Regions from separate parts of the Homo sapiens genome. Here region 1 is linked to region 2. Evidence: read pairs that join two places in POLR2A ChIA-PET (ENCODE). Cell type or tissue: PC-9. All regions are shown on one strand. Links, peaks and the distances in the headings refer to the core of each region. The heading gives the core; the rest is flanking DNA. Region 1 overlaps LINC00559 (long intergenic non-protein coding RNA 559). Region 2 overlaps GPC5 (glypican 5).

Region 1 (8,510 bases), core at 3,894-6,393, 1.5 Mb before region 2:
TTTATTTTCAGATTTTATATTCTAACAGCACTGAGCATTTTATGGATTTTTTTTTAATTAAAAGTGAGATGAACACTTGCATGTTGAAAAATAATATCCAATGCCAATTTTAGTTACTTCACAATTTTGTTTATGCCTAATTCGGAACAGCAATAGCCACTTTGAATGTTAAAATGATTAAAGACAAAATTAGTTATCTGTAGTTGATCTTTTATCAGATGACTAATTTAAAAGATGAAACTTTTAAATTATGTATTATATATTCTGAATTACTTCAAAATGTAAGTTTGGTAGCAAAAATTAAATCCACAAAGAATGACATTCTGTTCTTGAATGCCCTATGCATTTCTTTATTTCTAAACAATTGGATATGCTGTTACATCTTGTCTATTTTACCCTATCATGTGAGAGTACACCTCTCATTTTTCAATTGATACACTATATTTTACATATTGTGGTATACATGTGAGTATTCTGAGGTATCCATTACCTCAAGTATTTATCATTTTTATGTGTTGGGTACCCTTCATGTCCTCTCTTCTAGCTACTTTGAAATACATAATGTATTGTTGCTGACCATACTCACCCTACTCTACTTTCAAACATAAGAACTTACTTAACTTCAATCTAGCTGTACATTTGGATCCATCACCTAAGCTCTCTTCATTTCCCATACTATACACACATCTTTCCCAGCCTCTGGTATCTATTAATATTATTCTATTCTCTACCTCCATTCGATGAAATTTCTTAGCTCCCACTTACGATTTAGAACATGTAAAATACTTTTCTCTGCCTGGTGTATTTCACTTAACATAATGACCTCCAGGGCCATCCTCCAGTGCCATCAATATTGCTACAAATGACATAATTTCATTCATATCACTAAATAATATTTAATTACATATATATATGACATTTTATTTCTTCATTTGTTGATGGACACTTAGGTTGATTCCATATCTCAGTTATTGACAATAGTGCTGCAATAAACATGTAAGTCCAAGTAACCCTTTAATATACTGATTTCTTTTCCTTTGAATGAATATCCAGTAGTGAGATTGCTGGTTAATATGCTAGTCGTATTTTTAGTTCTTTTTTTTTTTTAAGTCTCCACACTGTTTTGCATAGTTACTGTACTAATTTACATCCCCACCAAGATTATATGAGTTCCTTTTTTCCATATCCTAACCAGTATCTATTATTTTTTTTCTGTTTTTACTAATAGCCATTTCAATTTGTTTAAGAGGATATCTCATTATAGTTTTGATTTGCATTTCCCTGATGATTAATGATGTTGAGCATTTTTTCATATACCTATTGGAAATTTGCATGACTTCTTTTGAGAATTTTCTATTCTTGTCCTTTGTAAACTTTTTAGTGGGATTATTTTTTATTTATTTATTTTTTTACTGTTGAGTTATTTGAGTTCTTTGCATAGTCTGAATATTAGTCCCTTGAATAGTTTGCAAATATTTTCTCTCATTCAAAATGTTTTCTCTTCACTTTGTTGTTCCTTTGCTGTGCAGAAGCTTATTAATTTAAAATTGTCCCATTTGTCTATTTTTGGTTTTGTTCTCTGTGCTTTTGAGGTTTTGGCCACAAAATGTCTAGACATGTGTCCTGAAGTGTTTTCCCAATGTTTTCTTAATGTAGTTTTGTAGTTATGGGTCTAATATTAAAGTCATTCATCTGTATTGAGTTGACTTTTTAAATATGGTATGAGATAGGGGTCCACTTGCATTCTTCTGCATATGGATCTCCAGTTTTCCCAGCACCATTTATTGAGGAGGGTGTCCTTTCCCAGTGTATGTTATCAGTGCCTTTGTCAAAAATCATTTGGCTGTAACATATGAGTTTATTTCTGGATTCTTTATTCTGTTCAATTCGTGTACATGTCTGTTTTTATACCAGCACCATCTTGTTTTGGTCACTATGCCTTGTAACATATTTTGAAGTCAGGTACTGCGATGCCTCCAGCTTTGTTTTGTTGTGTTTTATTTTTAAATTCAGAATTGCTTTGACTATTTGGGCTCTTTCTTGGTTCCACATAAATTTTAGGATTTTTTTTTCTAATTCTATAAAAAATGATATTGATATTTTGATAAATATTGCATTGAGTCTGCAGATTTGTTTGGGCAGTATTGTCATTTTAGGGTATTCATTCTTTGGTTCTGATATGGTTTGGCTCTGTCCCCACCCAAATCTCATCTTGAATTGTAATCCCCATAATCCCTACATGTTGAGGGAGGGACCAGGGGATCATGGGGGCGGTTTCCCCAATGCAGTTCTCATGATAGTGAAGCAGTTCTCACAGTTTTATAAGCATGTCTTCTCCCTTCGCTCTCTCCCCTCCCTCCTGCTGTCATGTGAAGAAGGTACTTGCTTTCTCTTCACCTTCTGCCATGATTATAAGTTTCCTGAGGCCTCCCCAGACATGCAGAATTGTAAGTCAATTAAAACTCTTTTCTCTCTAAATTACCCAGTCTTGGGTATTTCTTTATAGCACTGTGAAAACAGACTAATACAGGTTCCATGAGCCTGGGATGAATTTCCATTTGTTTCTGTCCTCTTCAGTTTCTTTAATCAGTGTTTTGCAGTTTTCCTCATAGAGATCTATCTAGTCATATTATCTACGAGTCTGCTTAGTGCCTTATTTTACTATAGTTGAGCTTGCATTCAAGTTGCAAGACACAGTCCTCTTCACTTTTCTAGAGCTGTGAGCTGTGCTGCCTGGTATTGGGGAGGGGCGATGTCACCCCTTGGCCACCCCCGCTGGTGTTTCACTAGGTGATATGCACTCAAGTCCACTGGCTCCAAGCCCAGAATGGCACCAGGACTTGCCCAGGAATTGCAATCCTTGTGACCTAAACTGCCTTTCAAATTTATTTATGACCCCAGAACACTTTCGTCTGGGGTTTAAAATAAATTTGAAAGGCAGTTTAGGCCACAGGTGGGGCTAGCTGGAACTCAATTGCTGACCATTGGGATGGACAATTCACCTCCCTCCATGGGCCCAGGCTCAATTCTGCTCTATGTTGATTTCCACTGTGACAGGGCAGCATTGGATTCTAATGCAAAGTCTGATAATCACTGTGCTCTCCTTCCCCCAAGCAAACAGATTCTTTGTGCCATATGGCCACTGCTGGGGGGGTGAAGGAGGGGCACTGTAGGCAATGCAGGACTGACTTTCCTACCTTCTTCAGTGTCTCTTTCCTTTATATGATGTTATACCAGGTACTATGATTACTGACTTGATTTTTGGTTTTTATGAAGGTGCTATCTTGTGTGCATAGTGGTTCAGATTGGTCTTCTTGCAGGAGGGATGATCACTGGAAGGTCCTATTTTGGCATTTTGGTCTGCCACCTCTAAAATCAGTGTTTTAAATTTTTTCTGGGTTGTAATCCTTTTAATCCTTTTATTGTTCCGATCCATTGCTGAAGAATTATTGTGTCCCTTTGGAGGTGTCATATTTCCTTGCTGTTTTATATTTTATGTGTCCTTATGTTGATATCTGCAAATATGGTGTAACAGTTGCTTTTTCTGATTTTTTTGGAGTGGCTTTAGTATGGGAGGACTTTTGGGGGGGATATATCTATGGAGTTGGTTGGGTAGGGTTCTGCACTTGTGCAGTCATGTAGTCTCTATATTATTTCTTTGACTATAAATCAGCATCAGTGGTATCTGTATTATCCTCAGTGACTGAAGGTGTGGTTATTAGTGGAGGCTGTGGTGAAGTTTTGCTGGGGACAGGGATAAATTGTATCCCAGTCTTTGGGCCCCATGGTGGCATCTGTGGGATGAGCATGCCTGTTCTTGGGCACCAGAGCAATGTACACTGGCACTGGTATAAGTTGGTCCAGGTTGGTCAATACTTCGGCTTCCAGGTGGCTTGCTTGGAAGCTAGTAGTGGCAGTTGTGGGCCACGGGTGTGGGAGGGTTCTTCGGCTCCTGGGCAGCAGGCCTGGTGTGGAAGATGATGATAGCTATATTGGGACAATCCTCTCGGTTCTGAGCAGTGAAGGCTGGTGTTGGTGATATTTGTATTGAGCTGAGCTGACCAGTCTCCAGGCCTACATGTGGTACAGGCAGGTAGGTGCCAGCTGTGGTGGTAGCAGTAGGGTAAGGGAGGCCCAACCTCAGGCTTCCAGGAGGAGTGCTCAGGTGCCAATGGTGGTGGACAGGGGTTTGGCAATTACCAGGTCCCTGGACATCATGCTCCTGCATGAGGGTTGTGAAGCCAGGCTGCGCAGGCTTGTCCTTAGGTCCCCTGAAGGTGTGTGTAGGTACTGGATGTCGTAGGCAGGGCTGAAATTATCTGCAGGACCCTGGCAGAATGCTTGGGTGGAGAGTAGCAGTGGGTACACTGAGGTCCTGCTACTGAAGATGGTGGGCAGCAGTCAGTGGCAGGCAGGTGGGGAAGGTGCGCTTCACTTGCACTCTAGCCCCAGTGGCAGCAGCCTGCAGTGATGGCAGCCATGGGTGGGGAACTCTGTGTGGGCTCATGAAAATGAATTGTGGCTCTGCTGCTCAAGGAGGCAAGTTTGCTGCCAACACCCCATTCTTCCACCCTTGTGACAGCAGCCAGCCATGGTGGTGGCTGCAGGCAAGGGAACTCAGTGGGGCCCCAGGAATGTGGAGCTGCAGGTGTGGTTAGGCCCCAGTGTAAGGTGCTGTCTGTTCATGGTTGGGTTCTCAAAATAGTGCCTTTTTGGAGCTTCTTAGGACTTGGGGCATGAGTGGGACTCAATGTCAGCTTTCTCTCTGGAGAAGTGCCATCGTACAGTCTCAGGCAGCTCCCTATTTTAGAACCTGCAAAGTTTGAGAGGCTCTACCATGGCTAAGATTGCAGTAGTCTGTTCTCTCACTTACCTTTCCTCCACAGTGGGGAGTTTCTCTAGGCTCCAGCCCATCCCAGCCAAACAGGTTTCCAGGCTTCTCCCTCCTTCCTTGCTTAGGTGTTTCCTATCACTTCTCTGTTGAATTTGCATGCTTTGTTTTGGATGATCCATTCAAATTGTGATTACTCATAATTTGCTTCTTCTTTGTAGAGGAGGCTAGTAGAGTTTTCTTTGGTTAGTCATCATGAAACCACTTCTCATTTTTTTTTTTTTACTGTACTAGCAGAGCATCCTCCTCATAAAGTTTATTTTAAAAATTTCCTTTTGTGTTCCCCTAGTACCTTAAATAAAATAAATTATGTTGTTAAATTTAGCTTGTATGAATAAGAGGTATTACTCCAGGTTCTCTACAAAGCAGAGACCAAGAAAGCATTATGTATGTAAAAGATTTACTGGAAGAACTTTTGTGTATTGAGAAACCAGAGGAGGCTGGAAAACCATCGAACTACAATGTAGTACTAAACCCTTTGAAAGAGAAGAATGAAAGGAAGGGAAAACATAAATTCTCAGATTACAATGCAGTTCACTCTTAGAAGAATCTGGAAACTTACAGGACTGAGCCAACTTTCATATCACAGCCAAATGCAGTAATTGGTTAAGAATACTTCCTCCACAGGAAATAGTCTCCGAGCATAAGTAGTGACAGATTTAGACCTCAGCAGCTGGAGTCATGGGTTGCTTATGACCCTACTAGTAGGAGATCTGAGATATGCATTTTTACGACAGTTTTCCTGCTGTTTCACCCGGATCTACTTCTCCAGCAGATTTGTGTGAAGGCTTTTCTATTGTATCTGCAGGCCTTTCTTCCTGAGAGGAAAGTCAGAAGAGGAAAGTTAGTAGGATGAATTATAGGCCCAGGCTGCAGATGCCCCCAGGGCTCCAACTGGTTGGTACTCATTCCCCCACCCTGTTATACATTAAATTTTTTTCTCACTGTCAGCTAGTAACTTGGCAAGTCACACTGGCTTTTCTTGTGTGGCTGCTGAATGCTTAATAATCTTAAGCTTCTTGGTCTAGGTTTGCTGCATATGTTTATTCACAAACATAGTACAACACAGAATTACTATGAGAAACTCAAATGAATTAACTGGACATCACAAAGATTGTTTCCTCCCTAAAAGCAGCCCTATCTCTTCCTACTGATCAAGATCAATTATTCCTGCCAGTATAGTGACAATTCTTTTCACCTGGTAAACTTTGGGCACAAGGAGTCTGAACTTCCCTGGTAGTCATAAATGGTAGTCCATTGGGACACTTGCTGCTTCTAGTCACCAAAATACACCAGCTTTGAGGAACAGGACCTTCAAGCTGATGAACCCAGATTTGCAGAGATGGGAAGCAAATCCTTCATTAAATCAATAGGAAGTGTAGTAAGTGGAGTTACTCGTTTTTCTCCTCCTTGGTTTCAAGACCTTCTGTTCTTTCTAATGATGAACAACTTTTTTCTTCCTATGAAATACCACATCCTTTTTGATTATTGTCTTACACCTGAGACTTGAGGAGGGTGCATTTAGAAGCTCTTCCAACACCTTGTGATACCAGCTGCTTATGGATGGGTCTGTGTGTGATACAATGATTGAAGCCCATGGGTTTGGGCTTTGCCCCTCACATCCTTCACTGTCAAGAGGGTTTCCTGATCAGAAGCTACGCTGTGTATCAGGCATACCATAAGCACCAGTGAAGGATTTTGGCTCAGACTCAAGGGTGGCAAAGCAGACTTATAACCAGAATGGGTATCCACGACCTTCGTGGAAGGGAGAAGCTCAATATAGTCAATTTACCACCAAGTGTCCTTTAGGTTCCTTTAAGGGATATTCATATTAAAGGTTGACAAGTTGGTCTTTCAGAGGCAGGAGTAGCTAGATCAGCTATTATAATTAAGCGTCTAAGCTCTTAGATCCACATGTAGTCTCCAACTTTGCCACTCCATTCTGTGACAATTCAGGCAGTTTTCATGTGACTGATAATAAAGCATGATGTTAACCAAATTTTATGGGAGGTCATTGTCTTGAACTGCCTTCCTGCACTAGGCCTCAGTAGACCAGACCAAACCAGAATGGAGTCACTCCTGATAAGTGCCACTTAATCAAACTGAACTTTGAAATGGGCAAAATTTCAAGAAGAAAAACAAGCAAGATTCCAGTCAATTCAATTTAGCATAATAAGGAAGTCCCCTCGTTTTAATTCTGTAAGGAAAGTAACCCTGGAACAAGCAATTCACTTTCCATTCATTATTTCTTTCTTCAGTCTTTTTCTGCCTATGAAGCCATCCTTTTCTGCTCAGCTCAGGGAAGCTCTTATTCTACAGAATAGAATGCTACCCCAATTCATGAATCATGAAAGAAAGCCAGTTATATCATTAACTAAATGTATTGTAGTCTTGTCCTTTGACACTGGCTAACACCAACTGGCAGATGACTGACCTGGGACTTTGTGCCAAGAATGATTCGAGCCTCACCTTCCAACAGAGATGGCATCCTCTCACCCGCCAGCAAGGGGGTGGGTCAGTCATAAATCCCCATCTTACTGCTGCATTTCTCAGGCTATTCTTGGCATCACTTGTGTTAGCTTGGTAACACAATAATCCAACATCAAGATGACATTAGACATTCTAGAGGATCAAACAACTTACTGCTGGTAAATACCTTGAGAGAATTTTCTCAACAAGGAAGACAGGCTGTTGGGAAAGGTAGTTTGTGGGGTCTTTCCACCCCCAGTTGACTGCATAAAAATGGGCCTTGATCCTAGAAATTTTTTATTGCAAAACATCAAAAGCCCAGATAGCCTCTGCAGGGCCTATTGTCTTATATGCAAGTATCTTTTCTTATAAGCTCAGGGTGCACTCCTTTGTTCCGTTTAAGCTCGTAAGTCAATGGTCCTCAGGAACATACCCAGTTTTTACTATTTCAGACTCCATGGAGGAGGGGTTGGGTTCTTCTGCTTCAGCCCGACAGGGGTGCGTGTAGGCCAATTGCCCATTCTCAGCCACCTGCCTGGGTGACCTGCCTGGGTGACGTGCTAGCCATAAGGGATCACAGCACTCTATTAAGCTTATCTTGTTCTGTTTCTTCTCTCTGTAAGTAAAGTGTGTTGTTCTACCCAGTGCTTGACCATGTTGCATTTTTCTTAGTGACTCCAGTTCCAAGATGCAATAGGAAGAAGTGTTTGGATCCTCCCCCTGGGATTGATAACTGCTGTGAAGTGTTCTGCTCCGGAGAGCATAAGGAAGTTGGGAGAGATGTCAAACAGCAATTCTATCCTGATCTCTGTGAAAAAAGGAGAAAGGAAATAAATTTTTCAATTGCAGTGCAGTATTAAGAAAATTTGGCAAGGCCAATGGAAATTCCTACAGGAAAAATCATCTGTCTGAGGATTCTCACAGCTCATAGGAATAGGCTAGCTTGAGAATCTCTGTCATACTCAGTTATCAGTTGGAACAACCATGAGAAGCATGTTCAGCACCACTATAGAGATGAATTAGACTGCAGCAGCTGGGAACATTATCCCTTTGCTTTCCTCACAGTAGTATATGCAAGACCACCAGAGTGGGCTAGCTCATTTGGGACCACCACACCTGGTGATGTCAACCAAACACAGAAAATTTATGT
Region 2 (8,510 bases), core at 3,040-5,539:
CTAACTGAAGTAACTCAGGAGTAAAAAACCAAACGTTGTATGTTCTCACTCATAAGTGGGAGCTAAGCTATGAGGATGCAAAGGCATAAGAATGATACAGTGGATTTTGGGGACTCAGGGGAAAGGGTGTGAGGGGGGTGAGAGATAAAAAACCAAAAATTGGGTTCAGTATATACTGCTCGGGTGATGGGTGCACCACAATCTCACAAATTGCCACTAAAGAACTTACTCATGTAACCAAACACCACCTGTTCCCCCCAAAACCTGTGGAAATAAAAAATAACAACAACAAAAAAGAAAGCTGCTATGATCGTTTGTTTACAGGTTTTTGGGTGGACGTAGTTTTTATTAACCTAGGCTAAATACCCAAGAGGAGAGAGTTGCTGGGTCTTATGGTAATTATGTGTTTGGTTGTAAAAGAAACTACCAAATTATTTTCCATAGTGGCTGCACCATTTACCTTCTTGCCAGCTATGTATGAGCGATTCCGTTTCTCTGCATCCTCGCCATCATTTCCTGCTGCTCCAATTTTTCACTTTGGCTGTTCTGAGAGTTGTGTACTGATATTGCATTGTGCCTTTACTTTGCATTTCCCTTATGGCTAATGAGGTTGAACATCTTTTCATGTGCTTATTTGCCTGCCTTTTAAATATAAACAATTTATCTCTTCTCTTTACTTTCCCTTTCATTGTTTACCTTGATTAGCAGATCTACTATTCAGCCCCCATCTATTTTGTACCTGCCTCTAAGCTTCATGAAAGGGCCTTGCTGTTATGTCTGGTGAGATGTTGCTGACCCGGAGAGGGCTGATGTCCAGCCCCAGGGCTCCATCTTCTGTTGGTCTCAGTTGTTCAGGTGACAGAGCAGAGTTAGATTCTAGGCAGAGTACAGAATTTCCTTGACTCCAATTCTCTACTGAATACAGTATGTAAGATTTTTAAAAGCACTATTCATTCCCAGTATGTCACAGAATCCTTTCATTCAAACAGATTCCTCATATTCTCTCCAAAACTGCTTGAACAAGTACGTGGTTATTAGTCGTCAGCCCAGTAATAAATACATTGCAAGAAAAAGATGTTCTCAGATGGCAAACATAATGTGCAAAGAGGCATTTCTGCCTTCAAATAAATACCTTTTACATTAGTCCCAGAGCTTTAGCCGTTTAAAGCACAGGTTCTACAGCTTCTGATTGGCTTATGAATTCTGTTGTTGACTTAAAGTCCCCAAGGACTACCAGAAAAACGTGGGATTGAGACAAGCTAAGTTTATTAAGCCTTTTGCAATAAGGAAAAACTCTGTTTTGAGAGAGTCTTAGCAAAAGCTCAAAAGATAAAAGTCAGGGGGAGCATATTTTTTAAGTTTTAGGCCATGAACTGGGTGGTTTTAAGGTGGAGCTTACAGAATAGGAAAGGAATTGGAATTGACAGTTTCTACTGAAGCTGTAACTTTGGAATTGGTTGTTGCTGAGAAGTGAGGCTGTCAAAACAATTCTTGGTGAGTAAGTTGTTACTCTTGGTAAGTACCATGTGTATTTGCTCACAGTCTTATCATCTGGGAGCAGGTAATTCCTGGAGCATACAACTAGCTTATTTTACTTGGTCTCGGTATTAGTTAACTTAAAGATAGGAAGTGACATTTTATCCTAGTACTGTTATCACCGGGAAAGGGAAGCATATTGTTTTAGTTACACTTCTTGCCTCTTAGTTTCAATCTACCCATCATTTTGTGGCTTATAATATTGGATGTGGACCATGTAAATATTTGTCACTTACCAGCAGGCATGATGCTAAGCACTGTTAGTATAAGGTGCTGGAGGGACATTGCAGGAAGAAGGGACTTTGTTCTGGATCCAGTGTGATCCTCTGTGCTTGCTCCTGTAGCACTTGGTTAGTATGTGGGACATCCAGTGACACTCATCCCTGGCACGTTTGAGTGGCAATACCATTGCAAGTAGCTTCCTAAAGAGTTTCTTTGGCAATGCTTGAGGACAATTTTCTAGAGATACGTTGAGACTGTTGCCGTCCTCAGTGTGTTCTGCTTTGTCCCCCAAAAGGTGGTTTTCTTCTCTTGTGCTAGACTTTTTCATCATCCATGAAGGTCATGGCTGCGCCCTCTCCAGTGAGGTCTGGATCTCAGTCATGAGGGGGTTGGACTTCCACGTTTGTTCCTTTATTGAGTGCTTTGCCTTAGCCCTATATATTCCTCCTGTGTCCACTATTGGTATATTTTTAGAGTTAGTTTTTACCTTTTCATATTAATAGTTAATTTCTTGTTCATAATTCTTTATGGTGAACACTTACTGGTCAAATTACTATGAGGGTTTTTGTCTTCTGATTGGATCCTCACTGATACAGAATTACTACTAGATTGGTCTCAGGAGCCATATTTAAAAAGATTGGAATTTGGGATTGGTTTGGTCATGCTCTAGGATTTGAACACAGTGTTGAGCTCTTTGTGTATGGAAACTGGGATGCCAGAAATCTACTGCATGCAGAATCAGCCTAACACCTATGGTTGACTATGATGAAAGCCAACTGAAGCAGGTGCGTAGCAAACTGACAGTGCTATTGCATTGAACATTATAGCAGCAATGATGGCTACAAGATGTATGATTTGGAACAATTTCTCCTAGAGCACACTGGAGTGCTTACTGAATGAAAACAATGAGCTCAGCGCTTGAACTCTCAGCTAAAGCCACAGACTGAGAACCAGGGAGCTTCTATGATGGCCATAAGTAATAGTTACTCTAGCTAGAGGGCTGATACTGCTAAAACTAAAAACAAAATTAAATTGCTTTTGGTTTTTGAATTTTATTGCCAATTAATTCACTTCTTGCCAAATTTTTGTTTGAAAGTTAGGTTACTAATTGGGAAAGAATAGAATCCTGAATGAACTTGGAATGTGTACATATACTTGGACCCACATGAAACTGGCTGTATTGAACCCCTAAGTCATTCTGAGCCTTCCTTACCACTTGAACAAAACTGCCTCCTCCTGTGTCTGAGGTGACTACCCCATCTTTGCTTGAAAATTTTGTGATAACCTCACCAGGAGCAGGGGCTTTGAAAATGGATGCTCATTCTTCTCATGAGTTAAGACAGGCAGTTCAGGTTGTTCCTAGACCCATTGCAAGGGGGGAAATTTCAGCATACTCCAGGGTAACAGGTACAGACTATAACCCAGGGGTAGATAGTTTACATACAAAAATAATGTGCAAGACTTTGCTATTACATATATTCTGAAATCTGGGGAACATTGTAAGAATAGATCTGAAGGGTACTAGACTAAAGAGGCCAGAATGTAACAATCAGTAAGGCTGAATTCATTGATACGACTGTACTTATTAGAGAGTCCAGATATAGGATGTTATCTTGTGCAACTTGAGTTGACTCCAATAGCTTACTTGGTTGGTTTCCTGAAACTTATACTCAGTGGTGTTCTGTGTTAAATGAGTTTGAGATGCCAGAGCTTCCCTGGCATGAATTGGAGAAGGAATAGAGATATGGGAGTGGATTTGTCAAGTGATACCTACATGTGTATCTCCTACAAGGTTCTGTGAGATGACCTAGAAGATACTCTACTAAGGCATTGGGAAATACATTGGTGAGGATAGTACCTTAGTCTTTGAAATGATGGGTCTGGATCTCAGATCTTTTGTCCTCCAGACTATAGGGGATATCACCATTGATATGTGTTTGCTGATTTCAGCTGTGATAATGGAAATTCCAGGGTAGTCAAAGCCAAGTGACAGTTATTAACCACCAAAGACAAAGTGGACTCACTGTGTAGGCAGAGACATGCCAGTAATCACAATGCCTTAGCTTAAAGGGATTTGGGGCAGTTGCTAATTGGTCACAGTGTCCATGAGAACAAATAGATAGGTAGCCCACTGGAGTATAGCTTCATTTGTCAAACCAGTGATCCCAGATGGGTCACCTACTTGTACACAAAGGTCTTGCAGCACCCTCGTTGTAAACATTCCCACAAAGAAGAATTTTCCTAGACTAGCCAGATTTTCTCCCAGCAGCCAACCCTATCACACATGTATTAATGTGATTTTTTTTAGGAAAAAAAATTAATGTTATAATTAAAAAAAAAATCTGAAGAACCAGTAGCCAAAAGCAGCTTGAGTCACCACAGTGGAGAGTTCTGACTCTTGCCCAATTTCCAGACCAAAGTCAATTCAATGGCACAGAACTCTGTGGTTGAAGCCTAGCTTGTGCCTCCTTACCATTTTATACCACACATACCAAAACTCTTCCTTCAAGCCTTCCCCAAAGGCACATCTAGATTTTACTAGAGTGACTGTGCCCTGAGGAATAGGAAATACCCAGTGCTTTTGGGGTTACTGTCTTTGAACTGTCACTAATTTTTGGTTCCTGGAGACCCTCCAAATTCCGAGCTATCAGTTAAAATAGGAGTTTACAGTGGCCAGAAGATAGATGGAATCTTACTTCATTTCTTACTTAGGATGGGCTTAGTGGTTCCATGGACCCAGCCTGTGATTATTTTTTTCAGTTGCTGAATGTGTAATTTCAATAATTGTAAAATAACCACACCAGCACATTAATCCATAGGATGAGGGCCATTATGGTAGGAAGGGCCAAATGCAAGCCCCTGGAATTTCACTTAACTCTACCCCAATAGCAAACCAGAAGCAATACTGCATCTTTGGGGGAACTGAAGATGTCAATGCCATTATCAAAGACTTGAAAAAAGTCTTTACACTTCTATCACACCTCATTTAATTAACCTGTTTGGTCTGTGCAGAAGTTAGGTGGATCTTTTACAATAACTGTTAGTAACTGTGAACTATTGTAAATTTCATCAGTGGTCACTCGAGTGCTGGCAGTTTTTCCAGATGTATTATTTTTACTGGGAAAAGTCAACATGGTACCTAGTAATTTCTATATAGCTATGAGCCTGGCATCAAGAAAATGTCTTTACACTTCTATCACATCTCATTTCATTCACCTGTTTGGTCTGTGCAGAAGTTAGGTGGATCTTTTACAATAACTGTCAGTAACTGTGAATTATTGTAAATTTCATCAATTTACAATAGATGAAATTGTAATTAAATATGCAATGTGGTCACTCTAGTGCTGGCAGGTTTTCCAGATGTAATATTTTTACTGAGAAAAATCAACATGGTACCTAGTAATTTCCATATAGCTACACACCTGGTTAATGACTGTTTAGCAAGACCAATTTGCAAGTTATCACTAGAAATGTGTACAGCTTGAATGCCATCTACTTTGTACCATTACAGAGGTTTCAAAATTGTCTTGCACATAATAATTCAATACATATTTACTGAGTTAACTGAACTCAGTTATCTCTGAATAATATCTCTATTCCTCCTCCAGTTCATGCCAGGGAAGCTCTGGCATCTCAAACTCATTTAACATAGGCCACCACTGAGTTTAACGGGAGTTATTCCCTCACCCCTTAAACCAAACATGTTATCAAAAGAGAAAAAGGAGCAACAGTAAAAAAAAAAAAAAAAAAAAAAAAAAATAGAGAATTCACAATGCAGGTAATAAGGGTAAAAGAGAACAAAGCCAGCCCCAAATATCTGATGATCTATGGATGACTAAAATGTGGAAAAGAATAAAGTACAGCATGAAAATTCATTCAACGATGTGTGTGCAGTCACCTTCATAAGTACATGGGGGAGTTCTCCAAATATTTAGGAAAAGAAATCATACACTGAATGTATTGTCTAGCTAGCATATGTTCTATGATTAAACCATTCTTTCTTTTAATTTTTTCTTTCTTTTTTTGAGACAGAGTCTCACTCTGTCGCCCAGGTTGGAGAGCAGTGAGGCTCACCGCAATCTCTGCGTCCCAGGTTTAAGTGATTTCCTGCCTCAGTCTCCTGAGTAGCTGGGATTACAGGCATGCGCCATGATGCCTGGCTATTTTTTTTTTTTTTTTTTTGGTATTTTTAGTAGAGATGGATCCACCTGCTGTGGCCTCCAAAGTGCTGGGATTACAGGCATGAGCCACCACGCCTGGCCAAGGACCATTATTTCTTATGTATCTTGCTAGTTCTTAAGGAAATAAGATTACTGAAAAAGTAAGCAGTTTGTTCTTAAAAATAACCCAGAAACTTTCTTACAAGACTTCTGTGAATAGGACCAAGTATTTGAGAGCTCTGTTCTGGAAACAAACTTGTCTCTAAACCATCTTTAATTTTAAAATGAAGGATCCATATTAAAAATTTTTGTTAGAAATATGTATAATTGTGCATCGTAGAGAAAAAATGAGTTTTGCCATTTAAAGTAATTTTACATATTATCTTTTTTATTTTTAAACTATCATTTACTATCCTGAATTATGCTTAGGTTTATTACTATTGGCACAAAACAATAATAGCTAACAATAAATTCTATTGTCAAGTTCTGTTAAATCTCTTGTTTTAAATTTTACTCTGTGCTAAAAATCGCAAGTAACAAGTTTAAAATTACAAAAATTGGCACATTATTATATATAATTTATTCATGGAGACTATATTTAGAAAATTCTAAATCAGCCTATTAGGTCCTGGTTATACAGATTCACATACACAAACATATGCACCTGCACAGATATGGACCGCCTGCTAATTAATGTTCAAACATATAAGAAAAAATAATATCGGGAATTATGATTTGCTGTTCCGTGTAGTAGCAATTAAAAAAAATTCTGAATCAGACACTTGCACAAGCCAGAAAATGAAAACGGTTTTAGATTTCCAGAAACATTTTTGATGCTGACATACATTTCATATCTTAGACATCTTTCAGGGTTGATAGTTATAATCAAGATTGCATATTTAATTAAATGAAACTATTAGCAACTTCACAGAAGTTTAAGCAGTATACTATGTTATAAATAGAACGACTTAATTGCTATTCATTTCTTTAGTCATGACACAAATAATTATGGGAAATTGCCATAATGAAGAATGTACATACACATGCTCTTTGATATCTACATGTGAAATCAGGGTGGGACTAAGCTGTGTAATCCTTATTTCTGTTGATAATACCAGCGAAGTTCTTTGCCTCCCTTCCCTCCTCAGGCTTTTCCCTTCACTCTGACCAATTCCTTCCTCAATGTTGCTGCCAGCCTCCTCTCGGAGGACCCTCTTCTCTCTGACCATTTCCTTCCTCAATGTTGCTGCCAGCCTCCTCCCGGAGGACCGGGGAGGAGGGTCTTACTAGTGTTCCAGCTGGATTCTCTCATCATGACTCCTGCCTAGTGCCTCTGTAACTAGAGTTGGAAGTGAGTGTTTCGCCTTGGTGTCCCACTCTTGACCCAACCAACTCCTCTTTTGGGCTTCAACAAAGCTGTCTTATTCTTGGCACCCTATCTAGGAATCTGGACAAAGTTCCACATGTTGGATTCAAAAACCATTTCAGTGACAGCACCCAATGCCTTGCTAACACGAAACATGTGTCCTTTTGGTGCTTTTTATCTTTGAATGAATTTGGCCACCTGCCCCCTTACCATCATCTTCGTGGTGATTTCTTCTTTTAGGAGAAGATTTTCTCTTTAAGTGACAATATATTAATACAATGCCAAATATGATCTATACCATAACTCCTTAACTGGTGGATCATGTCCCACTGGTATGTCATAAAGAGGTAACAAGTCAGCTACCATCTTAATCAATTCAGCCCTTGGGACAACTTGGCAAGATCTGGGTACAAACAGCCTCGTCTCTTTAATTCTGTATAAAAGTTTGGTACTGTATTGTTTTGGGGCTTTATACTTTCTGCCATTTCAAGTAGCATCCTTGGGATACAGACAGATATGAATAATGTAGATAACGATTTAGCAATCCAAGAAAATAATTGGCAGAAATGAGTGAATTTTAATGTATTTGCAAAGCAATCTCATGAGCATGTAACTCAGAACAGCATGTGGCAGAATAAATCGCCTGCAGACTGTTTTCTAATCTCTGTCATCTTAATGGAATAGCAAATTTGCTTATAGGTATCCCTGAGATATGGGTGTAAATGGAGATAAATGATATATTTGAATTTTTTTCCAGGTATCAAATATGGGCTTTTGCAGTCTAAAAATTATCAGGCATATTATCGATTTTTGTTTAGTCTTTAAGTGATTTACAAGTCTTTTCAATATGTCGCCTTCAAATTATACTGTATAGTAACACAAACAAAATTCAAATATTCATATTTTATAAATTAAATAAAATAATTCAAGGTCATAAACTAATGGCTGACTTTTCTAGGTCATGGTTAGTTATATGATTTTTAAATATTTATATTTCTGTGGCTTTTTTTTGGGGGGGGGTCGGTGGGACAGAGTCTCGCTCTGTCACCCAGGCTGGAGTGTAGTGGCGTGATCTTGGCTCATTGCAACTTCTACCTCCTGGGTTCAAGCAATTCTCCTGCCTCAGCCTCCCAAGTAGCTGGGATTATAGGCATGCACCACCACGCCTGGCTAAGTTTTGTATTTTTAGTAGAGATGGGATTTCACCATGTTGGCCAGGCTGGTCT

Evidence for each region. ChIA-PET counts read pairs that join two places held together with the same protein. Peaks named below come from ENCODE experiments on the same cell type or tissue, not always from the same donor. Only the 100,000 strongest peaks of a DNase experiment are listed, where the experiment ranks them.
Region 1: POLR2A ChIA-PET joins it to region 2 with 6 read pairs; 2 of 35 experiments call an interaction of 5 or more read pairs at or near these places.

The regions. Positions count from the first base shown.
Region 1 is chr13:90,100,494-90,109,003 of GRCh38, forward strand. LINC00559 (long intergenic non-protein coding RNA 559) reads right to left here. Exons shown (of 6, transcript NR_047489.1): 2 at 6,090-8,168; 3 at 5,454-5,709. Among named protein-coding and RNA genes, the nearest start is that of LINC00559, 15 kb to the right of the region's middle. In PC-9, for the core only: no CTCF peak of the experiment used is centred there; a DNase peak (open chromatin) is centred at 5,008; H3K27ac peaks cover 493 bases.
Region 2 is chr13:91,556,699-91,565,208 of GRCh38, forward strand. All of the region lies in intron 2 of GPC5 (glypican 5), which reads left to right. Among named protein-coding and RNA genes, the nearest start is that of GPC5, 160 kb to the left of the region's middle. In PC-9, for the core only: no CTCF peak of the experiment used is centred there; no DNase peak of the experiment used is centred there.